Linked DNA regions of Homo sapiens: all the other regions are linked to region 2. The links are chromatin contacts, found by Hi-C in ENCODE. All regions are on one chromosome and are shown on one strand. Each heading gives the region's core, a stretch centred on a gene start or an enhancer-like site at or near the end of the contact. The rest is flanking DNA. Distances are from core to core; before and after follow the strand shown. Region 1 has its middle 30 kb from the start of ZNF648. Region 2 holds the start of FAM20B (FAM20B glycosaminoglycan xylosylkinase). Region 3 holds the start of SMG7-AS1 (SMG7 antisense RNA 1). Region 4 holds the start of DHX9-AS1 (DHX9 antisense RNA 1).

Region 1 (6,658 bases), core at 324-2,823, 3.0 Mb after region 2:
CTGTCTTCCACCTCCACATCTTGTCCCATTGGAAGGTCTTCAGGGGCAATAACACACCCGGAGCTGTCATCTCCTATGATGACAATGCTCTTATGGAATACCTCCTGAAAGGCCTGCCTGAGGCTGACAGTTAACTTTTCTTATAAGTAGAAGGAATGCACTCTAAAATAATGATAAAAAGTATAATACAGTAAATATATGAACCAGTAACAGTCGTTTATTATCATTTTGAAGTATTATGTATTGCACATAATCATGTGTGCTACCTTTTTATATGACTGGCAGCATGGTAGGTTTGTTTACACCAGCATCACAACAAACATGTGAGTAATACATTGCGGTACAGTGTTACAATGGCTTTGTCGCTAGGTGATAAGAATTTTTCAGCTCCATTATAATCTTATGGGACTAATGTCATATATGTAGTCCATCGATGATCAAAATGTCATTATGGGGCACATGACTATAAATGTACCTCTTGAGGACTGGCCTTTCTGACAGCTTTTTTTTTTAGTTTTGAGGATCAAACCCTTGGGGCCATTGATTCATTGGATCATTCAGCAAATGATCAAATGGGTAATTTGCGGTACAATCTAAGCAAAGGAAAACCTGAAGATGTCCATTTCTTCAAGGAAGCTCTAATCTGGAACAGCAATAAATTCTCTACGCAAAAGAGAAACACTCAAGGCAGTAAGGTAACAGCTCTGAAAGTGCTAAAAATATGGAGGGGAGCGAGCGATAACTTGTATGGTCACCATTGACCTTGCTGATGCAGAAATAAATCATCTTTACTCTTCATTCTCTTGAATTCTCACCTACCCTGCCACCTCATCCAAAATTTGTTAATTCTATGTGCAAAACATCTTTCAAATCCACCCCTCTCTCTTCATCCTCACTGCCCCCATCCTAGTCCACATCAATGCCAGTCTTCTGATTTTCCTGTCCCTAGTCTGATCTTCTCCCAATGCACTCTGCAGAGTGACCTTTATGAAATGTAGATCTGATTATGCCACGTTCCCACTTTAAAAGCCTCTAGAGGTGTGAACCTCTAGAGTCTTCTAGAATCTGACTTCCATTCTCTGTCCAGCTTTATTTCTTGCTGGACTACTCTATGCTCCAGCCATATTGGTCAAAAATTGTTTTAGTTTCTGGAACCTATGGTGATCCTCTCACCGAGGCCTGCTATTTTCTCTTACTGGAACTCTGTCCCCTCCCCTGGGCACCCTCCCGCCTCTGGCCTAGCGAATTCCTTCCATCTTCCGGTCTCAGTTCCTCCAAGAAACCTTCTCACCTAACCCGTCCGGTCAGGGTACTTTCCTTACCTAACACCCACTCCCTCGTTTACTTCTCTTTGGCTGGACTGAAGTTGGGCAGGGCAGGGGCTAGTCTGCCTTCTTCTGGGCCCAACCCTCCCGGCCGGCACCACAGGCATTACAGGTACTCTGTGCACTCAGGCTGCGCAGACCCGCAGCTTCCTATCCTGTAGCTCACTTTCCTCTGAGGCGGGCTGGAGGCGGAGCTTGTCCGCTGGGGGTGGGGCTCAAAGCTGGGGCGGGGATACGGAGCAAAACTTAAGAGGAAGATGAGAAGCCTGGTTGGCCAGGAGGCTTATCTGTCAGGACAGGGGGCGGGGCCTGGGGGGCCGTACCTTTGCTTACCGCGAGTGGGCGGGGCAGGTTTTACCGCCGCGGCCCATCAGCGAAGATCGCTGAGCGGCGCCCGCCTTGCGGGCCTCCAGGACCCGGCCGCCGCCATCCGGTGGGAAGCCGGGTGGCCTGCGGGTGAGGGGGGCGAGGCGGACGGAGGGCACCACACCCCCCGGGGGGCGGGGCGGGCGGAGAGCACCCTACATCCGGGAGCCGGGGCGGCGCCTGGAGAGCGGAGCAGGCAGCGCTTTCTGCCCGCTGAGTGGGTCAGGCGCCGCCCCCTTGTGGTCTCGGCCTGCGGGCAGCCCTTTGGAGCGCGCGGGAACCGGACGCCCGCCCGAGGAGAGAGGATCCAGGAGACCACTCCGGGCGGGATCCGCGGAGCCTGGGGCCGGGCGGTTGGCCCACATTATAAGAGGGCCTGCGTTGCTTCTACCTCAAAGGCTTTAGGGTGTTTGTTAATTCCCCGCCCCCCAACCTGATGATGCTCCAGGTATTTACAGGCAGGTGCCCCATAGGCTGTTTACTGGGAAGCAGAATTGGTGGACTCCGTTCGGGGATATGAGGAAAGATCCATAAGCAGAGAGAATAAAGCCTTTGCACTTACATTTTACTTCTCTTATCCCTCACCTCTACCACCTTTCCCCTTGACCCCCAATGGGCTGCAGGTCACATCATCTTGTCCTTGATATATTCAGAAAATAGAAGCCCCTCAAACAACTTAGAAGCAGTCCCCGCATGTCACCAAATAATAGACCACAGCTGGCATGTGAATGCTACCAGTTAGAGATGTGTAGTAGTTTGTAATTTCCTCATGAATAGTTCAAACTAGAGATTTCTAAATTATTACTAAATTTTAGTATTAATCTAAATATTGTTAATAGATTTTTGTATTATTACTAAATGCATAATCTTTGGAGCAGAAGTTGTGGGAAAAGAAGATTTGGACAAATACCTGACAAGTTACCCGGTATTTTACTTTCTTTGAAGCAATTAAAGAGGTCTGTGTCTTGTCTTGAATAATTAATTTACTTAGGTTGCTGTTTAAAATGCTTTTAAATTTTCAAAACACATCTGTGAGGAGAGGTCTCCACATCTTCAGTTGAAAACTGGAAGAAGCAAAAGGAATAGAGTGTTTATCTTTGAAAAAAGCACACCTAACTAAAATAATAATAAAAAATATGCAGGTGGATAGAAACTCAACAGCTTTCTTCATAGGGTTTGAAACCATAACTGAAGGAAAGGCTATCTGCCATCTCCACTTTGTCTGCTTCTTCAGTCATCTCTCATTATTCAACTTACCTTCTAGTCAGGTCAAATTACAGTTTCTCCAGACTCATATTGCTTTCATATATCTCTTTGTCTTTGTACATAATACTCCTTTACCTTCCTAATGCTTATTTTACCTTCGAAATTCAGCCAATGTATCAACTCTCCTAGAAAGTTCCATTATCTTTCCTCCAAGTACAGGTCTTTCCACTGTACTACCATCGAGTTCTGGGATGCTTCTCCTTGGTGGCATTTTTTATACCGTGATATAATTCTCTCTTTACTTATTCCTGTATCAAGTTGTTAGGGCAATGCCTTTATCTCAATATTCTGTAAATGTAGCATGGACGGATTGATGATGGACAGACAGGTGGGCGAGGGAATAGCTACAAGGATGGACATATACGTGGGAGAAAAGGGACGGACAAATGTATAAATAGATGTTTTAAGGTTGGGTAGGTGAGTGGATGGAACTAAAGCTTGGAGAGTAAATCTTGATGAAGACTTGTTGGGAAACAAGAAGATCTTGATATGATGAACTCAAGGAGGTTGATGGAAAGGGGTGGGGGATAGTTGAGGATCGGTCATTGAAACCATTATTTCTTTTGGAAAAATATTGAGAAAACATGTACTAAAGTTAATAAATGCTACTTTGTGAGGAAAAGATGATATTAGTTTGATATTCTTAGTATTTAAAGTGTAAAGGACTAACATTTCCCTCTCCTATTTAGTCTCCATTTCTTTCTTAATCTCTAGTGTAAGCATTATTTAAAAGTTATTTGTTATAGTAAATATCTGGACATTCTCATCAGTGTGGTTATTCTTAAAAGTTGTCGGCAGGGTGCTATGGCTCACGCTTGTAATCCCAGCACTTTGGGAGGCCGAGGCAGGTGGATCACGAGGTCAGGAGATCGAGACCATCCTGGCCAACATGGTGAAACCCCGTCTCTACTAAAAATACAAAAATTAGCTGGGCGTGGTGGCGTGCGCCTGTAGTCCCAGCTACTCAAGAGGCTGAGGCAGGAGAATCGCTTGAACCCAGGAGGCGGAGGTTGCAGTGAGCCGAGATCGCGCCACTGCACTCCAGCCTAGGTGACAGAATGAAACTCCGTCTCAAAAAAAAAAAAAAAAAAAAAGTTGTCTAAAGTATTTTATTGTTGTTGCCTAAACTAATTGACTTCTGTGCTTTTGGTCCTTGAAAACACTGTTTTAATAGTTACACTTTTTTCTGTAATAATACTTTACATGTGTTAAAAGAAAAACTTTAGACAAATTAAATTTACCAGTTTATTTGAGCAAAGAATGACTCAGGAATCATGCATCACTGAGAACCAAAAGTTCAGAGTGCTGCACAGTGTGAGCAATGGACTTTTATAGGCCCAACACAGAAGCAGAGGAGAGGAATCACCTGATTGGTTGGGCATGGTGGCTGATGCCTGTAATCCCAGCAACTCGATAGACTTACTAGGGAGGATTGCTTGAGCCCAGGAGTTTGAGGCTGCAGTGAGCTGTGATCACACCACTGCACTCCAGCCTGGGCAACAAAGCAACCCTCCTGCCCCCACCCTGACCCCATCTGCTGTACTTGTCAGTAAGCTTGCTTTGGGTTTATGAGATCCAATAAATATGGATTCATATCAAACTGTTTGTCTCACCTTATTCATCAGTTGACACCTATCAAAGGCATATCCCGGGCACTGTTCTGAACATGTGAGGACAAGAGATTCAAAATGCTAAAGGCTCACAATATCACAGCAAGATGCTATTGGGAATTAGAGAGACCAGCATGTTGCTAACAAGAAAACCTGCGTATGTGATTGCAGAATTCTACAGGTGGTCTTAAAGAAGTTTTCTCATGGGCCATATTCATATTCTGTGCTTTATTCAGCTTCATATTTTTTCTCTAGCAAGGTATCATCAAGAGTTTGCAGGAGGACATTGTTACTCTTGCTGAAATTCTGTCAGCAGGACTAAGGTTACATATTATCATGCCCCTTCTGCTTCCAATAACAAATGACCTTAAAAATAGCATGGCCTGAGATCTATGCCAAGAAAATATCCACATTATATTTGTAATTCACACTGTTCTGAAGTTGAATTTGTGATTATTATATTGAGACTATATTAAAATACTTCCCTAGTTGTATTTATTATGCTCATGAGATTTGGTGATTTATTATTAAACCTCTTAGAGTTAATTATGTTTATTGCCCCAGTCTTTTCTGAAGGAAACTTGGGAATTGTCTTTCTTATCCCTAATTAGGAAATTACAAAATGCTCTTCTGAGCACATGGGAATTGTTTTCCCTTGCTCCATGAGACTGACCCACCAGGTTTATTAAACAAAAACCTCTTTGATAACAGATCAAAATTTTAACTTTACTATTAAAATATATAAAGATATTCTATTAAATAGCAGATCAGCTTCACCCCTTCTAGTTCCTCATTTTACATTTTTGAGGGAAGAAGGGTTTTTTCCCTCTGGTTGAAAACATACTTTTTAAAAAAATAACAAAATTGCCAAGTTATAAATGTTGTATTAGTTTGCTAGGGCTGTAATAATAAAGTACTATAAGCTGGATGACTTAATAAAAATTTCACCTCTCAGTTCTGGAGGCTAGAAGTCTGATATCAAGGTGTCTTAAAAGTTGGTTCCTTTTAAGGGCTGTGAGGGGGAGTCTGTTCCAGGCCTCTCCCCCTTGGCTTTGTTAATGGCCATCTTCTCCCTATGTCTCTCCACGTTGTTATCCTTCTATTCATGTCTTTCTCTGTGCCCAAATTTATGCAATGGACTGAAAGTGTCCACCCTAAAATGCATATGTTGAAATCCTAATCCCGGTGGGATAATATTTGAAGGTGGGGCCTGTGGGAGGTGATCAGGTCATAAGGGTGGAGCCTCATGATTGAAATTAGTGCCTTTTATAAGAAGAGGTCCAAGAACTGCTAGCTCTCCTTCTGCCGTGTCATGATCCAATTAGAAGTCAGCAGCAGTCTGCAACCTGGAAGAGGACCTTCACCAGACCCTGACTCTGCTGGTGCCCTGATCTTAGACTTCCAAGCCTTCAGAATTGTGAGAAATAAATTTCTGTTGTTTATAAGCCATCCAGTTTATGGTACTTTGTTGGAACAGCCAAATGAATAAGACAATTTATATGAATAGACTTATGGTTCTGTGACTTGGTTTTTTCACTCAACATTTTCTAAACCTGTACTTACAGCTTCGCTTCATTCATCTTAACTGCTATTTAACATCCCATTATATTAATAAAACACAATTGATTTATGTATTCTTTTACTGATGAATATTTAAAATGTTTCCAAAGTTTTGCCATTACAAATTATGCTGCAATTAATATTCTTACATATATTTATAATCTCCTCATGTATACTTAAATTTCTTAAGGGGGAGTGGTCTCCTGCTATGCTGATTGTGTTGCCTCATCAATAAAAAAGCTTAACTGCTTATCCTCAATATGTCTCTATTTATAAATTATATAAATGTCCTATTGTATTAACATGTAATACCCATTATCAAATGTAAATTTTTTCTTAAAAGATAAGTACAAAATTCTACTATTTTCTTCCCATATCCCATTTGAATTGCTAAGGTATAAGGTATAGATATATTGATGATTACTGATACTACTATCATATCATCATCATCATACTGTATTAATAGTATTATATCAATGTAATATTAAACATCATTATATTACTCTCCAAGAACTGTACCAATAATTTGCA
Region 2 (6,611 bases), core at 1,606-4,105:
GATAAGGAATTAGCAGAAAATGGTCCTGAAAAGGTGACTATGGCAGTAAATGCCAAGCACAGGTGTCCCTATTGAATTCCGCAGGCCACGGACAAGCCTCTGGTGGGTTCCACACTGGGGCTAATTCCAAGATTGGGGTTCCACATTGGGGCTAATATCCATCCTTCTGCTAAGGATGCCTACCACCCTTGGCTGGAGGGGGACAGCCAAATTCCTGCTCTGGTTTTAACTCAGTGAGCTTCAACACATCAATGTGGAGAAGGTACTTCGTATGAGGCACTCTACAAGTGGGAATAAAGATGAAATAGTGTATGTCTTTAAAAATCCTTGCAGTTTGGGAACAAGGAAGAAGGGCAAAGAGGAGATTAGACAACGACATGTAGAACCATACATCGTATGAGTGGTAAAAGGAGCATCACAAGAGTCTTGACAAAGTGCTCAGACCTCCTTAATTGGGGTTCCTGCCAGCTTCTCAAGAATGGGAACCAGGCTTTCTTCATCTCTGCATGGTCTGGTAGCTCAGTGCCTGGCACTTGGTAGACATTCATTAAATGAATGAATGTATGCATCAGTGAATGAATGAATAAACAAACAAATGAACAATTCTCCTGTCACGCAGGATCTGCTGAAGATGGCGGCTGTAAGTTCACAGAGCACTGCCTAACTTTGGTTCATATTGTTCCTCTCTTCTCCTACCTGTATTTTGCTCACCTCAATACCAGCCCACACTGTTTTCCTGGACTGTGATTCTTTCAGTGATCACAGAGTCTGTGCTGCATAATTTAAGTGTCCCTATTCCTTGCAGCTGCTTCCTGTGTGCTAGTCATGTAAACGCCCTTCTTAAATGATTGCATCCCTCACAATACTTAGAATATATTGACTGTTGATTGGTTGGAAAATAATCCCGTACAGGCGGAGGGGGCAGAAACTGACATCATGGAGTGTCAGGCACGGTGCTGGTGCTATGCATACACTCAACAAGGGCCTGGGTAATGCAACATGGAGAAGGGAAAACTGGGGGGCAGAACAATTTTGTCGTCTGAAAGCCTTTCACAGAGAGGCCCTGAACCCATAGCTCTCCTTCTCTGAGGACAGAAAAGGAGGAAGTGTGTCTGTCCTGCAGTATGTGGGATGGATAGATGGATGCGAAATTAAGCACTGAAGTGGGTTGCTTGGAGAGGCAATGACTGCCCCCTGCCCTCACCTGAAAATCCTTAAAGACAGAAGGGATCATCCGCCCAGGAAGCTGAGGCTGCAGGATAAGCTGGCCTTTTCCTGAACAGTGACAGTTGGAGCGTTCACCCTCACTGTCCTTGTCAGAGTTACAGGCAAGAAAGGAGAATCCTTTTGGATAAAGTGTCTTAAAGGAACTGTTGATTTACCCTTTTGCTTTATGGTCTCCTGATGTAGTGAGCAAGGTTCAGGGAGATTAGCTAACTGCAGGCAGACTGATCTTCCTGTGCAGAGAAATAAGGTAGATTCTCATTATCTTCCAGCTCATTTTCCCAAGAATTATGTATTCTCCGGCCAGAAAACGACCTCCAAACCTCCAAACCTTTTCAACTACACGCAGCAAAAAGCTAATACAATGCCTTCTGCATTTGACTGTACGTCTCCTGCAGTGATTAATGCTGCCTCCCTAACTACATTGTCCGGAGCAAGTGTCAAGCCCAATTATTTCTCTAGGATCTCCTGATAGTAAATGCTCAGCAAATATACAGACGAATAACACCTAATCATACACAATAATCTTAGAGTACTTTCCCCATACATTTCCTAACTTAATCCTTACAACAACCCTGTGAAGTTATTAACTCCCATTTTCCAGTTAAGGAAACTGATGCTCAGCAAAGTTAACTGGCACATCCAGTATCATACAGCCAGTAAGAAAGAATTCTGTTCAGTACGCCTTACTGATTAAATGAACTATGTGGCCTGAAGAAAAAGTGTCAGCTCAGTCTTTCCCCATCACGCATCTTATTCCATGGAGTAACCTGCATTATATTTCAGGGTCAGGCACACTAAGTTTGCGCTTTAGTATATGGTGAATAAATGGATGGACACAGTGGCGGCTCTGTATAAGTCAGCTGAAAGCAAACAAAGGGAAGGCAGAATCTTTCATTCACACGATTTATCCGCGCCCACTGGGTGCACTACGGTCGGGCATTGGCGACCCAGGAGCGACTGACCTGCCCTCATGGGGCTTACGGTCCTTAGCAAAAAACAGATGTAAAACAACTAATATTACAGTAAATGAATCATAATTTTGTGAGATGCTCCTGAAAGTATGTAGCAGGACGCTCCGCTCTGGTCCGAATGAAGAGCCATTTGCACTCAGTGTGGAAAGGCTAGCCTTTTTCTGGGCAAAAGAAGCGGGGGATACATTTAGATAGGCAGAAGTTCCGAGCAGAAGTCAAGGCAAATTAAAAAGGCAACAGGAGGAGGGAAAATGCTTCTCACAAACAGAACTCGACCTAGGGGACCGCAACTCTCCAGTCCTGCTGCTTGGCTGCCTACCTACCTAAGAAAAGCAGGAAAGAAAAAGAGAAGACGGGGTGGGGGATGGAGGACAAATACAGAAAAAGAAAAAAGAGCGAAGGAAGTGAGAAGTGAGAGGCCAGTTTATGTAAGCGGGCAGGGCGGCGCGGCCGGCAGGAGACCGGCGCCGGCGCCGAGGGAGTTAAGCGGACGGGCCCGGTATGGAAGAGGTTAAGGGGGGCAGTCCGGAGCGGGTCCGGTAGGGGCCGCCTACTGGGCGGGGGCGGGGCCGCGCCGAGCGAGCGCTGGGATTGGCCGTCGGGCAGGCGCTACGCTAGGACGGTACCAACAGCCGGGGGCCTCGGAGGCGGGGGGGTGGGTGTGGGACTGCCGCTCTGCGCGGCGAGAGGTGGCCTGGGAATGGCCGGGCCGGGGGTGGGCCGGAGCCGCTGTGGCGGCGGCGGCGGCTGGGGGCGGTGAGCGCGGCGTGGGGCTGCCCCTCCCCGGAGGCGGCGGGGGCGGCCGGGGCCGCGCCGCACCGCACCGCGCGGGCGGCCATGGAGCGAGCCTAGGGCCCGACAGGTGAGTGGCGCGGGGGCGGGGGAGGGCGCGCGACCCCCGCCCCCGGCGCGGCGGGCGGGAAAATGCGGACCGGCACGCGGGCGGGGCACGGTACGTAGCGCGCGCCGGGCTGGGGCCGCCTGGGGGCGGGGCGCCTCCCTGAGGGGCCGGGCACCGGGTGCCCTGAGCCGTCCCCGAGTGGCTGCGGGCGGGTCCCGGGCGAGGGCCCGAGGCTTCCTGGGAGACCCGCTCGGGCCGCGTGTCCCTGTGTGCGGTCGCGGCTGAAGGGACGCGGCCTCGGCCGCCACGTCCCTGGCCCACCTGAGGCGCGGGCCCACCTGGGGCCGCCTCAGGCTGCCAGAGGTCCTTCTAGTGACCGTCTCTCGTCCCCTTGCGCGGTCCCCAGAGGCGATTGGCCCCGGTGCCTCTCTTGTGTTCCCCGGAGCGCCCGTTGAGGCAGCCCAGGGAGCGCGCCCTCGCGGGGTCTTTGCTGGGCCCGCCTCGTGGCCGGGAAGCGCGAGTGACCTGCAGGCCGGAGGCGGAAGGCGGGGCAACCGTGCCCGGGGCCCGCGGTCTCCTGGGGTCCTGCGCCGGGCGCTCGCAGAAGGGCACAACTTAACGAATGCTGTGTTAGCCCTCAGTGGGCTGCGCTTGAGATTTCATTTCCGGGTGTGACGGCCCCGCGATTAAGAGCGGACCGATACGTTTCCCTTAATGATGAATGTGAATAGTTGTCGAGCTGCGTCCTTGATTGTGGGTTCTGATAAGAGATTCATTCTAATCTGACTTCTGTTAACCTGCCAGTCTCCGGATAAGAAGAGAAGGGGTAGAAGGATGGATTGGAGGGAAAGTAGGGGTAACAGGGCTTGGTTAGTCTTAATGGAATTATTAGTCCTTTTAAAGACCATACCATCATTGGGATGGATAAGGAGTTTCTAATTTGGGAAAATGAGAGTTGCTTGCTATTGCGACTTGGGTCTAGTGCCAGATATCAGCATCTTCCCCACCCAGCCAGCTTCCCTCTGGAGGTTTGATTTCTCACTTGGAAGGGAAGTAGGAATGTGGGGTTTTTTTTAGCCTTTAGCCTTTAAACTGTAGGACTTTATAAATCTATAATCTGGTACAAATTACTATTGCCATTTATTAGCCACGCCTATGTTTTTTGCGTTGTAAATTCTTGCAAAAATTTCACTGGCGTTGATTTCTAAAAATCTGGTTAGAGATCTCAGTGTTCTTATGTATTACAAACATTCCTTGAGTTTATGCAGGATCTTTGAGCTAAGCTTAGAGCACTTCCTCAAATATGATTCGTTATCACGACTGTCTGAGAAACTGAGGTACAAATGGTAAAGATGCTAAATTATTTGCCCAGACTCATAGCCAATCTCAGGGAGATTTAAAATCAATGTATTCTATTAATAACTTTTCTAAAGTTTGCAAAGATGTTGGACTTTGGCCTCTCGAACCGTACAATGGAATCAGTCAGCAGGAGTCCCTTTCCCATTTGAAATTACTTATCAAAGGAGAATACAAAGGCACACACAAGTATAATTCAGACTCTCAGCCTCACTCATGATAAAGTGCAGTGATAAATATGGATACAGGTAAAAGATGATCAAGACATCTTGGAGTTCACAGCGTTTCTTTTCTGTGTGGTGAAAATGTGACATTGGTATGCTCTATTCGTTTCTCTAGAACTGGTAGGACAGTAGCTATGTTTTGGTGAATGAATGGAAACTAGAAAACACATACACTGCTTTTCTTTTTGGTTCTTAAGATTAGAGAAAAAACACATCACTGCTTCTATCATCTTTATTTTTATAATCTTTTATATCATGGAAGTATTTTATGTTAAATTGATAATTCCTTGACTTTTAGTTCATTCCCTTGATTTCCATTTGTAGATTCCAGCCCTTTCACACAGCCTTAAAGTTTCTGCTTCTTATCTCTTCTGAATTTTAAATTCCTAAATGAAACTTTCTGTTCCTTCAGTTTTAGGGCAGACTTCAGCTTCCCACACTTTGTGTGTCTATCATTTCATTGGTGTAAAACCCTAAAATCATTTCATTAGTGTAAAACCCTAAAGCCAGATACTTCAGCTGTTGAATTGATAACTTTTTAAAATAGCTAACCACAGAGGTTGTCTTTTGGTGATTGCCACAATCTCATAACAGAAGCAGGAGGGCGTTCTTTGTATTCTGTAAGAATACATAAAAAGACAGTTGGTCGGGCGCGGTGGCTTATGCCTGTAATCCCAGCACTTTGGGAGGCCGAGGCAGGCGGATCACGAGGTCAAGAGATTGAGACCATCCTGGCCAACATGGTGAAACCCCGTCTCTACTAAAAATACAAAAATTAGCTGTGCATGGTGGTGCACGCCTGTAGTCCCAGCTACTCAGGAGGCTGAGGCAGGAGAATCGCTTGAACCCAGGAGGCAGAGGTTGCAGTGAGCTGAGATTGCACCACTGCACTCCAGACTGCTGACAGTGAGACTCCGTCTCAAAAAACAAACAAACAAACAACAACAACAACAGAAGGAGACTGTCTTCTGAATCTGACTCTTAGTCCTTCTGGGACTAAGTGCCAGGTGGTTTTGTGGATTGGGATGGGGAACACAGTTACAATGAGGCCCTACAGTTTGTTGTAATTGTTACAGTAATCTGTGTATCTGTGTATTTTTCTCTCTGCACCTGACAGTGCCTGTATGTAGAAGGTGCACAATAAATATTCGTCAGTTGAATGAATAAATGGAAAACAGTATGAGGGAAGGGGAAATATTCTAATGTATATACTAAATTATTTAGTTCCTCTTTTTGTCAAAAGAAAAAAAAAGCGTAGAAAATGTGTTTCGGATTACTGTTCAAAATATTCTGTAGAGGTGTGTTATTTGCTTCTGTGATTATATGGTGTTCTAAACCACCTGGAGCCTGGCAGTAGCCTGTGCAGGTTCCAGTCAAGTGCAGCTTCACAACCTTGCTCCTACAGTCTGTTCTGGCTAGGCTAATTGGGCAGTTGGATTGATAGCCAGTGTTTTTGCATTAATAGAAGAACTTAGAGCTCTTGGCAATGGCCATGTCAATAGCATTGACCTGACTGCCCTTGTCCCTTATTTTGACGGTGGAAGAGGGGAGTTATCCCTTTTTAAGAGTACTTCTCCAGCAGTTCCTTCTTCTACACCTACATATATCTTCCTGTTTTCCTTCAGCTGTCTCTGTAACCCCAAGTACTAATGAATTCTTTAACATAGGCCTGGGCTGCAGAACAGAAGCTTACTTTGCTATTGAAACCAGCTTCTGACTAACTTACAATGTCAGCATGACTGCTCGAGCTGCCTAGAAGAGAAAATAATGCAAAGATCTCACTTCTGATTTGGTCTTTCTTACCAAAAACAAAAGAAGAAATGCCTAGCTTGGGATGTAAAGAATCTACATGACAGATGGGTGCGTCTGTCATCCCAGTGTGAGATAAGAGAAAAATGTAAGCTGATGCAGAAGAGACCTTGAGCTTTGGTGTGTGTTTAAGGTCTGTACTTTCTGGCAAGATAACCCCTTTAGAGAAGAGGGTGCTAACTT
Region 3 (6,227 bases), core at 2,006-4,505, 4.4 Mb after region 2:
CTGGGCAAGGTGGCTCACACCTGTAATCCCAGAACTTTGAGATGCCAAGGCAGGTGGATCACTTGAGGTCAGGAGTTTGAGACCAGCCTGGCCAACATGGTGAACCTTGTCTCTACTGAAAATACAAAAATTAGCTGGGCGTGGTGGCACACACCTGTAGTCCCAGCTACTTGGGAGGCTGAAGCACAAGAATTGCCTGAACCCAGGAGGCAGAGGTTGCAGTGAGCTGAAATTGTGCCACTGCACTCCAGCCTGGGTGACAGAGTAAGTCTCTGTCTCAAAAAAAAAAAAAAAAAAAGCAAAAAGGCAGAAAAAAATTTAATGTTTATCAAGTTCAGTGTTGTATAATGGGCACTCAATCATGTATGTCATCATTAAAGGTCACAGGAAGCCTATAACAGGTAATGCTTCCATTTTGGTCAAGGAGCAAACTGAAGTTCAGACACCAAGATGGCAGAGTTAGAATGCATACTCAGGTCCGTTAGCTTGTGATCTTTCCATGAAATCACTTAGCCAAAAAGACAAACCCAAAAACAAAATCTGGTAGGATTAATGTAAGTAAGGAAGCTTCTCTTTAATTTCTTTTGGTTTAGATGTGATCTTATATCTGTAGGGGGGAAAAGGTGAACAATATCTATTGCAAAAAGAAAGATGTTTGTAATTCTACAAGTTTGTTGACTAGGACAAGTGGAAATAGATGAAAATGGAAAATGTGTATTAAACAGTATATAAATAGAAGGTAATAATTTTTCTGAGTCCTATTGATTTTTGAAGGTAATTTTAATATTAGTATCAAAGTCTTCTAATCTCTAAAATATACTACTATTCTTCTATTTAGCTAGAGATATTGTAAAGCTATTGAAGACTCTTATAAGATTCTTAGGAAAGCTGCTATAAAACACAGACTTTATTATTTCTGACCTCATGTGTTCCTACTTTGTTCTTACCCCAATTACTGCATCCCTCATATTGCATCCTAATCATTACTCTGAGCTCTCTACCAGCAGTTGGGTTTCCTCAAGGCAGGGACCAGGTCTCTTTCACTGTGGTGTCCATCATAACCAGAACAGTGTCTGAAATATAATAAGTACTCAGTAAATGTTTATGGAATAAATCAGCAAACACTAACAAAAGGATTCATCTTTCTGATCCGTTTCTCTATTTCCAAAATGAGAAGATAGTAGTAATATTTTCCTAGATTGCTTATCAGGAATGTATGATAACTGTTCATACACTCTTTATTGGAGATATGTGCCACAGACATAAATGGCTATTACCATGATTAGTAAGGGGGTAATTATTACAATTTTTATTCTGGTTGAAATCTAACCAATTAAAAAATCTAACCAATACACGATCACACTGGTCTTTAAATTAAAAAAAAAAAAGAAAAATATCTAACCAATAAATTTTCGGAAAGAAATGTAGGCTATTTGAGGTAATAGGTAGTAGGAGTGTCTATCCTTGGGCGCTCATGGTAGAAAGAAAAGCAGAACCCCACCGCGGAAATGAGAATAATCCCTCACTAGGTGGCTCTCTTTGCCGTGAGTGGGCGGCGCGTCGGGGCGGGGCGGGTGATTGGGGGCATTGTACTGCCGCAAGCGCTGCGTGTCACGCCGCACCATACCAGGCGCTGGCAGCATGAGGGGCATAGTCCACTTTCTATTTCGTTAATGACAATCTGTCCTTGGAATTTATTTCAAAGCAGGTTGTACTTTCGTTTCCGCTAAACTTATACCTGATGTTTCAACTGAACATTGGTATAGTCTTATTGGTGCAGGTCTCAGAGAAGGATCTTGAAAGTGCCTCTTCACCTGGCGTAGAAAAAGACAGCAGGAATCAGGTAGCCAAACCAGACCAAACCAAATCAAAATAGCCCATTAAAATCCTTATTTTAACTATCCTATGAGGGCTGCATTCTTGGAAGGTTTTATATAGTTACATATCCTAAAGTACTTTGGGATAGCTCCTTAAGTGACTCCACAATACGAACCGAAAATATAACTTGTAAAACGTCAATTTCTTCAAGTCATGGATGATGAATTTTCCAGCTATTTCTCATACACTTCATATTATTATTGACTTCGTTCTTTATTTCAGCTTTTTGGCCCGAAACCTGACACAAAACACACATAATAAATATCCAAAAAGATTTGTTCTAAGAATGAAACTTCTTTTCCTAGACTCCTTTCACCAGACAGATGTATCTAGGGTTCGTTCTTCTTGATCCTCTTTTATCCGATGTTTTCCTCTCTAACTCAACGACACAGAATGACGACTTTTAAAACACTGCAGACCCGTGAGAAGAGAAAGGTTGCAGAGCAGGGAGGAACTTGGAGGTCTGCCTTTAATAATCAAGCAGGATCCCCACTGCGGGGTGCCTATCAGAGTGATGGCGCTAGTCAGCCTTCCGGCTTGTCCCCGGCTTAAATGATAGAAAACCACGTGTTAGCCTTCTAGGATGTGTTCCCACCCTCACCCTGGCCTCCTCGCGGCAGGCTCGCGACAGCTAGGTCAGGAGGGAGTACGCGGGTGGGGTGGATTTGGGGGAGGGGTCGACTCGCCAGAAGTCGGCTATCCCCGTCGGCAGGGAAGGCATCGCGGCTGTCGTGTGCCGCTCTCCTCCCTCAGGGACCCCGTCCAGGCGGGATCCCGCCTCCCAGAGCCCAAGGCAGTTGTGGGGAAACCCCTTGCCCTTCCTCGCCGCTTGGCGCTGTCGCCTCGCCCTCCCGACTCCAGCCCGCCGCCCGCCAGCCTCCAGGCCATGCATCCTCTTCGCAGGCCCAGCCCTCTCCACGCCCGGCTCTGAGAGGAAACTACGGAGGTGGTTCCCGCTCGCAGGCGGGTGGAAAAGCCCATGGTGAATGCCTCGGGGTGTCCCCCCAGTTGCTGTGGGAAGTGGGAAGGGAGGAGGAAGTGGACTTCACCACCGGGGAGAACTATATCGATTCCTAACTTGGGGGAGGCCTTTAGATGGAAGGGAAGCCAACGGGGAACCCTGGGTGGTTTCCTGGGAATCCATTGGCCAAGGGGAGGGTGACCCTGTCCGCACACATCGGTTACTATGACAATATAACCACAGCCTCCAGTTGCCATGGCAGCTGCCTATCCAATCCGATTGTCTTCTCTTCCTCTCCGGGCCCCACCTTATCCCCTCCAAGAGTCTCCCAGCGTGCATGGGGAGGGGCTGCAGCGAAGAGGAGAGGGGGTCCTTCGAGTCACTCTCTACGCGCGAGGGAAGACAGGCGTTGAGGGACTGCTGGGAGGAACTGTAGGAGGAAGGGGCGGCGTTTCCGGTGGGGAAGAGTGGAGGCGTGCAAAAAGGAAGAGGGAAATCGGCAGGAGTGATAAGAAGGGGGAAGACTTTGAGTGTAACTCCCGTTCTTTTGGCCTGGGTGTTCCCGGTGGTGGGATTGGGATTGCCCCCTTGCGCGGGAGGAGAAGGGTGGATTGGCAGGAAGCCGCCAAGCGCCACCAGCCGGTCTCTCAGAAGCCGCACAGGCGCCACACAGCTCGTTGATCCCAAAAGGGAGCGCTACAGAGAGGCGGAAATCACTGAGGGACAGGCGCTGCTGAAATCTCGCGAGAGGGACCCCCTCCCTCGCCCGGTCGCCGACTTCCTCTGCTTCTCCTCTTTCCCCCGCCCCTCCTCCCTCCCCCTCCCCCCCGGGTCGGAGTGTCCCTGCGCCCCACGGGCCAGAGCAGCAGCGAGAGCAGCTTTCCCCACTCCCTCCCCCTCGCCTCATTCACCCCCACCCCCCTGCCGAGCGAGGAGGAGCCGGAGGAGAGGAAGATGGCGGCGGCCGCCAGCACCCGCGGTGCCGCGGGGCCGCTCCGAGGAGCCTGAGAGACCCACGGAGGCTTCGCGGGAAGACGCGGCGGCGGCGGCGGAGGATGAGCCTGCAGAGCGCGCAGTACCTCCGGTGAGTGCCGAGGCCGGGCTGGTACGTAGGGGGAGCGGGCCGCAGGTTGGGGCATGGAGCAACAGACACCGAGGTAAGTCCGGGGTGGCGGGGGAGTTGCTGCGTCCTCTCCTCGCCGGGCAGGTCGGCGGAGACTGCAAGGGGATCTGCGGGAGGGGGCGGAACGGGTATGGGTGCCTAGCCCCTACCGCCCGGGCTGAGCTCTGGCGAAGCCGGCTCGTCCCGGTGCGAGGAGGGAGGTTGGGGAAGCGTGAGAATGTGCGCGCGCGCCCTTGGTCTCGGGTTTGCTAGCGAGGGGTGGAGAGAAACGTCCGGGGAGGCGGCGGCGACCCCGAGTGGAGGTGGGTGTGGAGGAGTCTGATCCCCGTGGCAGGGGACTCGTGGTGTGGCGTGGGATTGGTTGGAGCGATGCATGAGTAGAGGACGGGGAGGAAGTCTGCACACCTGGGGTGTTGGGGCGGGGGAACCGCGGAGGGCAGACAGGGGGAGAGGGAGACCGCAGGAAACTGGAGCTTGTTCTTCATTCTCGGGTTGGGAGTATTGAGGAATAATGTCATCTGTAGTTAGTTGGCGGTGTGGGGAGGCGTGAAGGGGAATAGATGGGGAAGTGAGGAAAGAGGGAGGCACTGTGGACAAGGTTGGGTTTTTCAGAAGAAACTGGGTTAGAATCAGTGTAGTCGGAAGATACCATTCTGAGAGTCGTGTGTATTCATTAAGAGTGGTGTAAGGAACTTGTATGTCAGAGGTAGAGTGACACATGGGAATAGTGTGTGTGTGTGCGAGATGTGTGTCTGGGGTGGGGGGCGCGGCGATTGATGCACATTTCAGGATGAAGATGTAGATAGGTTGAACTTAGTACCTGATGGCGAGAACATATTGAATGGAAGGACACCAGCTTTTGTGTCAGCTGAAAGGTTCCATGGAAGCTGAGTAAGAGCTTGGAGGCAGAGGTAAAGTGGGTCAAAAATCTTGATAGAGAAAAGTAAGGTTGTTAGATCCTGAAATTAACTGGGGAGTGACTACTGCTTAGAAAAGGGGAAGACTTTAAAATTGGTCCTTTTTGTCTTTCAGGAGCAGAACTAAGAAAGGGAGGCCTTATGGAAAGATGTTTTTTAAAAAATTGTTTCATACCTTGCGGAGGAGGGAGTTGGATGAGGTGGAAGTCTGAAATGAGTGGAAAAGTCACTTTAGCTGTTTAGTGACATGAAAGTATTGACGTGTGTGGATCCCTATATGTATATTGCAAGAGGTGTGTAGTTACCTGATACATAGGGTGGCCATTATAATTTTTAAAGTAGTAAAGTTTTATTAAGCATAATAGGGAGAGAAGAGAATGATGAGATATTTGAACAATGCTTGAATGCTTGATTTTAACACAACATATATGCCCAGTGACCACAGGACAGTTGGAATGATGTCTGTAATTTGAGGTCCTTTTTTTCATCTTAGATATCCCTTTGTTGTTTAATATTTCAAATAAATATAGCTATGACAAAGATCTGTTGTAGGTGCTATAGAGAGATGGAAACCATCAGGGTGCTGATTAGTCTTAAGGAATTTGCAGTTGAGTATCTGTTAGGCAAGTAAATTAAACAGCACAGAGTGTAAGTACCATGAAAGATACCAAACGTTGCCGGGCACGGGGGCTCACGCCTGTAATCCCAGCACTTTGGGAGGCCTAGGCGGGAGGATCACCTGAGGTCAGGAGTTCAAGACCAGCCTGGCCAGCATGGTGAAACCACGTCTCTACTAAAAATACAAAAAATTAGCTGGGCATGGTGGTGGGCGCCTGTAATGCCGGCTACTCGGGAGGCTGAGGCAGGAGAATCGCTTGAACCCGGGAGGCAGAGGTTGCAGTGAGCCGAGATGGCGTCATTGCACTCCAGCCTGGGCAACAAGAGTGAAACTTCGTCTCAATAAATAAGTAAATACATAAATAAAAATAAAAGATACGAAGTGTTTTGAGTCCAAAGGCAGGAGATCACCTGAGCAATGGGAGGAAATCAGGAAAGACTTTGTTTATTTGCTCATTCATGTACTCATGATTCATTAGTTGTTTTGTTGATCACCTGTATGGGAGGCATTGTACCAACATCTGAGAATAGAAAAAGAACAACTCCACCCTCCTTTTACAGAGCTTACACTTTGTTAGACTTCAAGAAAATGGCACTTAGGATATTGTTCATCCTTAATGTTCATTTTGACAGATGTGGATTGAGAAGCGGGGAATTCCAAATGGAAGGAAACTGAGCAGAGTTATGTAGGTAGGGAAGCTGGGGGGAAGGGAGGTATTCAGTCCAGTTA
Region 4 (6,684 bases), core at 4,153-6,652, 3.8 Mb after region 2:
GTTCAGTGGAATTTTATAGGAATTATTTGAGGTCTGGATAGAAGAATATTCCACCAAAGAGAATATAATTTTAATCCTTCTAAGTGATTTATCTCTGTTGACTAATAACCGCTTTAAATAATTGGCTTGAGGTTTTTTTGGATATCAGAGGAAGTAAGTCTTTTTATTCTACCTAGCATCTAGTTTTTGATAGACAAGTTTCCTTATTATACCCCTCTTCTGGTTGGTTTGGCTTCTCATTGTTGCTATTGTTGTTCACTTTTCACTGAAGATATAAGGCTTTCTGGTTTATGTGTAGGTCTCCTCTCAGCCTCTGCATGTTGGGCAGTCTCTTTTGTCTCCTTTCTCGTAAGCCCCAATGCAGCTTTTATTAAAAGGAAGCTCAAGTTCATTAAAAATCAGCAGACCCTTTCAGGGTAGGTGCTTACGTCAGGGTTCTCTTGCCTCTCTGGATTCATTCATTCACTTCATTTATGTTTACCTCTAAAGCATTTTCTTTCTTGGCAGCACAGCAATACATTTTTTTTTTTGTATTCAACATTTTCTGTTATTTTTCAATGGTAAGTTTATTTAGGGCATCTCCATTTTTTTCAAGCTTTTGGAATCTTTTGCTTTCAATTACTCTTAAATACAGCAAATTTATATTTTGCTACAGGTTCCACTCTGAGTCATTTTTTCTTAATAGATTATTACATCCCATTTACCTTTATTGAAAATCTTTCTAAAGTAGTTTGTAGAGGGAAACATTAATTTGTTCAGGTAAATAAATACAGTAATTCTAGTATCCAATAAGAAATTACAAATTCTAGATATGTGAAACTAATTAACACTGGAAAAAAGTAAAACCCCATAACCTTATAGAAATGTGTTGTTCTTGTGGTGGCTCATGCCTGTAATCCCAGCACCTTCAGAAGCTGAGGTGGGAGGATCAGTTGAGGCCAGGTGTTTGAGACTAGCCTGGGCAACATAACAAGACCCTGTCTCTACAAAAAGAAAAGAAAGACATGTATTAGTCTCAGTTAAAGCTTGTATAAAGCAAGCAACAAAAATGCTCAAATATACAAATGCATGGGTAAATAAAGCCCTGAACCTTAATGTGGGAACCGTAAAAGCAAATGTGAATATGGCATTTCAAGACTACATAACTGAGAAGCAAGCCAAACTATAAAATAAATTAATTCCTGTAGAATAAATACAGAGAAAGCAAATGTAACTGTAAAAATGGAGCAAAACATGTTGCAAAATCCTGTGAATGTGAATAGATTTCTATATAGCCATAGAACTTGTAGATTAACAAATGGTTCAAGAAGAACTGGTACAATGGAGACAGAAAAATGACTTCCAATGTTACAACTGCTTATAGAAAAGATAAATATTCACTTATGTACAACAAGCAATAAAAAAGGAAGACGTCTAATAGAAATTGGCTTTTGAATGACCGTAATTATTAACAAGAAAATAATTTTAGAAGTATCAGATAGGTTCTATTCTTCATTCTCAAAATCTAGACTACCATTTCTGCTGGAATCCAGATTATATACTTCATCTGTGTCACTCATTGCATTAAGAGTCATCAGTCCTTTAAACCAGCGGTCCCCAACCTATTTGGCACCAGGGACAGGTTTCGTGGAAGACAATTTTTCCACGGACCAGGGGCCTGGGAGGGATGGTGTCAGGATGAAACCGTTCCACCTCAGATCATCAGGCATTTTCTCATAAGGAGCACGCAACCTAGATCCCTTGCATCTGCAGTTCACAATAAGGTTCACACTCCTATAAGAATCTAATGCTGCTGCTGCTGTGACAGGAAGCGGAGCTCAGGCGGTAATGCTTGCTCGCCCTTCGCTCACTTCCTGCTGTGCAGCCCCATTCCTGACAGGCCATGGACCTGTACCGGTCTGCAGCCCAGGAGTTGGAGACCCCTTCGTTAAGAGATCAACCAACTCTTCAATATGTCAAGATTTATGTGGGTAATTATATCAGAGGAGAGAAGGCTCTGGTCTTGTCCTCTTATAAGGGCACTAATCCCACCATGGGGGCTCTACTGTCATGACCTCATCTAAACCCAGTTATATCCTAAAAGCGCCATCTCCAAATACCATCACATTGAGGATTAGGGCTTCAGCATAAAAATTTGGGGGAGATACAAATATTCAGTCCATATCAGCATATGGATGGTGGTTGGAATATAGAAGAATAAGACTCTCCAGGTAGAGGGTATATAGAGTGCTAAGAACAGAACCTGGGTGTGACTTGCAATTGGAGTGCACACAGAGGAAGAGAAGTTGAGTAGGAGTCTAGAGGGAGTGATCAGAAATATGAGGGCAGAACCATGCTCAAAGGAACTCCAAAGGGCTTAAATTTGAGCGACAGAGGTACTCAGAGAACATTTGCTTTTGGGAGTCTCATCCTGGAGAAGATATCTTTGTATCTCTTATTTCCCACCAAACTAAGTGAACTTTCATCAGTTATTTCTAGTCAAAAAGGTAAATGTGAAATATTAAGTAGTCCAGTTGAAGCAGACCTTTCATTATTTGATCATTGAGTGACCTATAGCCTCAGTTCCAAATTCTTAAGATAGGGACAAAGTTACCTGTTTTATAATAAAGCTTAAAAAAAAATTCCCTACCCTGCTCTGTCCCACTTGACCTCTGAAATCTCCTAGTTGGTCAGCTACCAGGAACAGGTAATGGTTGTGTTGAAATCGGCCCACTTTCCATACTTTTGGGACATGTTTTAAGGCTTCATTTGCAAATGTTAAGATCTTAGACAGTGCTAGTTGCCAAGAGCCACCTACAAAGGTAATGCCAGTCCTCGGACCCAAATCCCAGGGGACTCTAGGTCTCAGGTGCAGAGCCTAAATTAAGAACCAACTCAGTAACAAAATTCTCCTTAATCCTTGGAAGCTAAAGATCCAGCTTTGAAAAATGTATTTCCATGTAATATATTGATACTTTTGTTGTGCTCATTATATACTATAAAACACTTGCAATTCATTTATGCTAGTTGAGTCTCTTTATTTATTTACTTATTTTGAGATGGAGTCTCACTCTGTCACCCAGGCTGGAGTGCAGTGGGACGATCTGAGCTCGCTGCAACTTCTGCCCCTCCTCCCTCCAGGTTCAAGCAATTCTCCTGCCTCAGCCTCCCAAGTAGCTAGGATTACAGGCACACGCCACCTTGCCCGGCTAATTTTTGTATTTTTAGTACAGACAGGGTTTTGCCATGTTGGCCAGGCTGGTCTCAAATTCCTGACCTCAGGTGATCCACCTGCCTTGGCCTCCCAAAGTGCTGGGATTACAGGCATGAACCACCACACCTGGTCTTGTTGAGGATTCTTGCATCTATGTTCATCAGGGATACTGGCCTATAGATTTTTTTTCTTGTGTCCATATCTAGTTTTGGTATCAGGGTAATGCTGCCCTCACAGGATGAGTTTGAGAACTGGTATGAGTTCTTCTTTAACTGTTCAGTAGAATTCAGCAGTGAAGCCATCAGGGCCTGGACTTTTCTTTGATGGGAGACTCTATATTACTGATTTAATCTCATTACTCATAGTTGGTCTTTTCAGGTTTTCTATTTCTTCTTGGTCCAATTTTGGTAAGTTGTATCTGTTCAGGAATTTATCCATTTCCATTTGGTTTCCAATTTGTTGGCATATAGTTGTTCATAATAGTCTCTAATGATCCTTTGTATTTCTGTGGTATCGGTTTAATGTCTTCTAGGCCCCTGCTGCTTTCAACACCCTGAAGGGTACAAAAAAAAAAAAATTAAGGTCTTTCCTTCAATGATTTTATTCTTAATTAAGGAGAACAATCACATGAAGAAAATAATAAGTAAATGATAAACTATGTTGTTCTGATTTTAAGAATGACAGTTTTAAAGGGAGTGATCACTATCAGCTAGAAGGATTAAGAAAAACATAAGGAAAGAGGTGAAAAATAAAGATCCATAGATATAATGAGCCCAGATAATTGATTAGTCTGGATTCCCTGGAACAATCCCAGCTGGAAATGTTTTGTATCATTACCTTCATGGGACGCACTGGAGTTTCAAAATTTAACAGTGACTAGTATAATAATTAAGGACACAATTATTCCAAAGACTTGGAACACAAAATTACTCCAAAGACTTGGAACACAAAAGGTTATCCAATTTAAACAAAAGCAACCTTGCAGATTTTATTCCTACCTTAAAGTAGTTTGCTGAGCACTTACAGTAATGTTCCAGGCACGGCAAGGAGCGACCTGCGTTAGCCAGGCAGAATGCCCGCCTTCACTGAGCTTATTTCTTTCATGGTTTTTTTTTTTTTTTTTGAGACGGAGTCTCGCTCTCTCGCCCAGAAAATGGCGTGATCTCGGCCCACTGCAACCTCCGCCTCCGCCCCCGACCCCGGGGTTCAAGCGATTCTCCTGCCTCAGCCTCCCGAGTAGCTGGGATTGCAGGAGCCCGCCCAGCCACCCAAGCAGCTGGGATTGCAGGCGCCCGCCCCCATGCCCGGCTAATTTTTGTATTTTTTTTTTTTTTTTTAGTAGAAACGGGGTTTCACCACGCTGGCCAGGCTGGTCTCAAACTCCTGACCCCAAGTGATTCGCCCACCTCGGCCTCCCAAAGTGCTGGGATTACAGTCACCACGCCCGGCCAGTTTATTTCTTTCAAGAGACACTGGCGTTCAGACTATCTGAATCAATCCGGTAACTACGCCCACTGAACACCTACTACATGCCAGGTATTGAACTAAGCCGCCCTTCATATGCCATCTCATGTAATTATCTCAACAACCCTACCAAGTTAGCAGCAAGGTTTCCAGTTCTGCCTTCGAAGGGAACCTCCTCTCACCGGAGATCCCTATGACAGACCCTGCGAAATATTTTGCTGCATCAGAATGCTACAGGCCGTCAACTCCCTAACATGCGCAAAAGCGGGCAGCCGATTATCCAGGGTAGTGGATTATCCAGGAGAGTGGATTATCCAGAGTAGCAGGTCTGGCGCGATGCCCGCCCGGCTCAGCCCATCTCCCTAGCAACGAAACCCTTCCGCGCCGCGAGGTTGCTGAGCCCCGCCCCCTCCATTGGCGCGCCCTCGCCATCCCCCGCCCTGGCACGCGCTCTGCGCATGCGTACGCTCGCTGGCCCCGCCCCCTAGCGCCGCGGTCGGAGCCATTTCGCCGATTCCTCCATGCGAGTTGCTGTGCGTTTCTCTGTTGTCTCGGTAGAAGGCCAGAGTCACACACGGTCCTAAGAGCTGGGCACCAGGAAGCGAAGGCTGGTAAGGGAGAGACGTTCCGGCTACCATGCGGGGCGGCGGGGTCGCGGGCGGGCGCCGTGGACCATGGCTCCGCAGCCGGCTTTGTTGCGAAGCGCGGGCGGCGGCGGCGGCTGGGGGTGGGGGAAGGGACGAGCCGCCCGCGGGTCCCCGGATTGCGGGTTGCGTGCGCGCCTCGCCGCGATGCGCTTGCGCCGTCCGGGCAGCCTGTGGCCCCCTCCCCTCTCCTCCGCCCAGCGTTTCCCGCTGCTGCCTCTAGCAGGCAAAGCGCGCTTCCTCCTCTGGCCTGCGTACGCCGGGGCACCGCGGCGGCTGAGGGAAGGGGGTGCTTCGCCTGTGGTGGTTGCCGCCGGGGCGCCACTGGCCTAGGGCTCTTCATTCATTCAAGCCACGAATAACTGGCGCCGTCGTGCAGGCCTTGTGGGTAGAGGAAAAAAAATTGAAGAATGTAAAGGGAGAGCGCCTTTGGCTAGTATAGCGAGGTAAGGCGTCTCGAAGGAGGGAGGCTTTGAGCTGATAACCTCGGCCAACGCGAAGGAAAAGCAGAGCCTGCAGAAGCGGAAGGGATTAGTTATCGCTTAAGGGCAGAAACTGGGCGGGAGCTGAAAGCAGGCCATGTGACTGGAGTGTGGCGAGAAGGCCTTCAAAGGAGAATGGGTTTTAGGGTGGCAAGAGTGGAAACAAAAACCGTGTAGGACAATATTTCACTAGCCCGGGTGTGCAGTAGTGGTGGCAGGAGAGATGGGGAGAAACGAATGGATAGGGGACGTATTTTGAAGCAGAAATGCGTAGTGGTGGAAGGTAGTAGATCTGGAGTCAGGCTACGTTTTCTGGAATTCTTGCGCCTTTTTTTTTTTTTTTTTTTTTGCAAGAGTCTCGCTCTGTCGCCAGACTGGAGTGCAGTGGCGCGATGGCGGCTCACAGCAACGTCGGTCTCCCGGGTTCAAGTGATTCTCCTGCCTCAGCCTCCGGAGTAGCTGGGACTACAGGCGCGCGCCACCACGCCCAGCTAATTTTTGTATTTTTAGTAGAGACGGGGTTTCATCATGTTGGCCAGGATGGTCTCGATCTCTCGACCTCGTGATCCGCCTGCCTTGGCCTACCAAAGTGCTGGGATTACAGGCGTGAGCCTCCGCGCCCGCCCGAATTCTTGCTCTTATAATTAGGAGCTCTGTCTTCCTGAAGCAAGATATTCTTTGTCTCAGTTTCCCCTTCTCTAAAGGGATAGTGATCTTACCTGTACAAGGTTACTAAGGATTAAGTAAAATAGTTCCATTTAGATGATCTATTATGGATATTGTTTGACACACATTAAGGGTTCTACAAGGGATAGCTATGGAGAATCTTAAGGGAGTGGACGACTCTCAACTTGTGCCAGGAGTAACTTGGTGGATGTCGTACCGTTTATGGAAACCGAAA

Evidence for each region. A loop is a pair of places that touch in the nucleus more often than their neighbours do. Pooled maps may share reads with other maps.
Region 1: a map of CD8-positive, alpha-beta T cell shows a loop between it and region 2 (23-fold over the local background). The contact joins the enhancer-like site here to the promoter of FAM20B in region 2. A Hi-C loop is called at or near these places in 4 of 168 maps with a recorded cell type or tissue (CD4-positive, alpha-beta memory T cell, CD8-positive, alpha-beta T cell and naive thymus-derived CD4-positive, alpha-beta T cell) and 7 of 50 pooled maps.
Region 3: a map of GM12878 shows a loop between it and region 2 (27-fold over the local background). The contact joins the promoter of SMG7-AS1 here to the promoter of FAM20B in region 2. A Hi-C loop is called at or near these places in 5 of 168 maps with a recorded cell type or tissue (CD4-positive, alpha-beta memory T cell, GM12878, OCI-LY7 and 2 more), 1 of 37 single-sample maps with no recorded cell type and 12 of 50 pooled maps.
Region 4: a loop to region 2 is called in a map of CD8-positive, alpha-beta T cell, with 14 times the contacts of the local background. The contact joins the promoter of DHX9-AS1 here to the promoter of FAM20B in region 2. A Hi-C loop is called at or near these places in 3 of 168 maps with a recorded cell type or tissue (CD4-positive, alpha-beta memory T cell and CD8-positive, alpha-beta T cell) and 8 of 50 pooled maps.

Annotation. Positions count from the first base shown.
Region 1 is chr1:182,028,163-182,034,820 of GRCh38, forward strand. No RefSeq gene overlaps it. Among named protein-coding and RNA genes, the nearest start is that of ZNF648, 30 kb to the right of the region's middle. RefSeq lists a silencer at 1,566-1,955. Within about 2 kb of position 1,574, at least 30 of the 41 ENCODE cell types and tissues checked have a DNase peak (open chromatin) inside an H3K27ac peak, as active enhancers do; they include CD8-positive, alpha-beta T cell, where a contact is called at or near this core.
Region 2 is chr1:179,023,039-179,029,649 of GRCh38, forward strand. It overlaps FAM20B (FAM20B glycosaminoglycan xylosylkinase), which reads left to right and starts at 2,856. Exons shown (of 8, transcript NM_014864.4): 1 at 2,856-3,060. RefSeq lists silencers at 2,673-2,862, 2,903-3,642, 6,336-6,611 and an enhancer at 5,692-6,567.
Region 3 is chr1:183,468,727-183,474,953 of GRCh38, forward strand. SMG7-AS1 (SMG7 antisense RNA 1) reads right to left here and starts at 3,256. Exons shown (of 5, transcript NR_040063.1): 1 at 1,994-3,256; 2 at 1,739-1,814; 3 at 948-1,073. It overlaps SMG7 (SMG7 nonsense mediated mRNA decay factor), which reads left to right and starts at 3,773. Exons shown (of 23, transcript NM_001375584.1): 1 at 3,773-3,923. The coding sequence starts at 3,895. RefSeq lists silencers at 1,449-1,638, 3,611-3,760 and an enhancer at 2,824-3,455.
Region 4 is chr1:182,834,189-182,840,872 of GRCh38, forward strand. DHX9-AS1 (DHX9 antisense RNA 1) reads right to left here and starts at 5,403. Exons shown (of 2, transcript NR_148933.1): 1 at 5,124-5,403; 2 at 1-3,746. DHX9 (DExH-box helicase 9) reads left to right here and starts at 5,159. Exons shown (of 28, transcript NM_001357.5): 1 at 5,159-5,268. RefSeq lists an enhancer at 4,784-5,625 and a silencer at 5,049-5,478.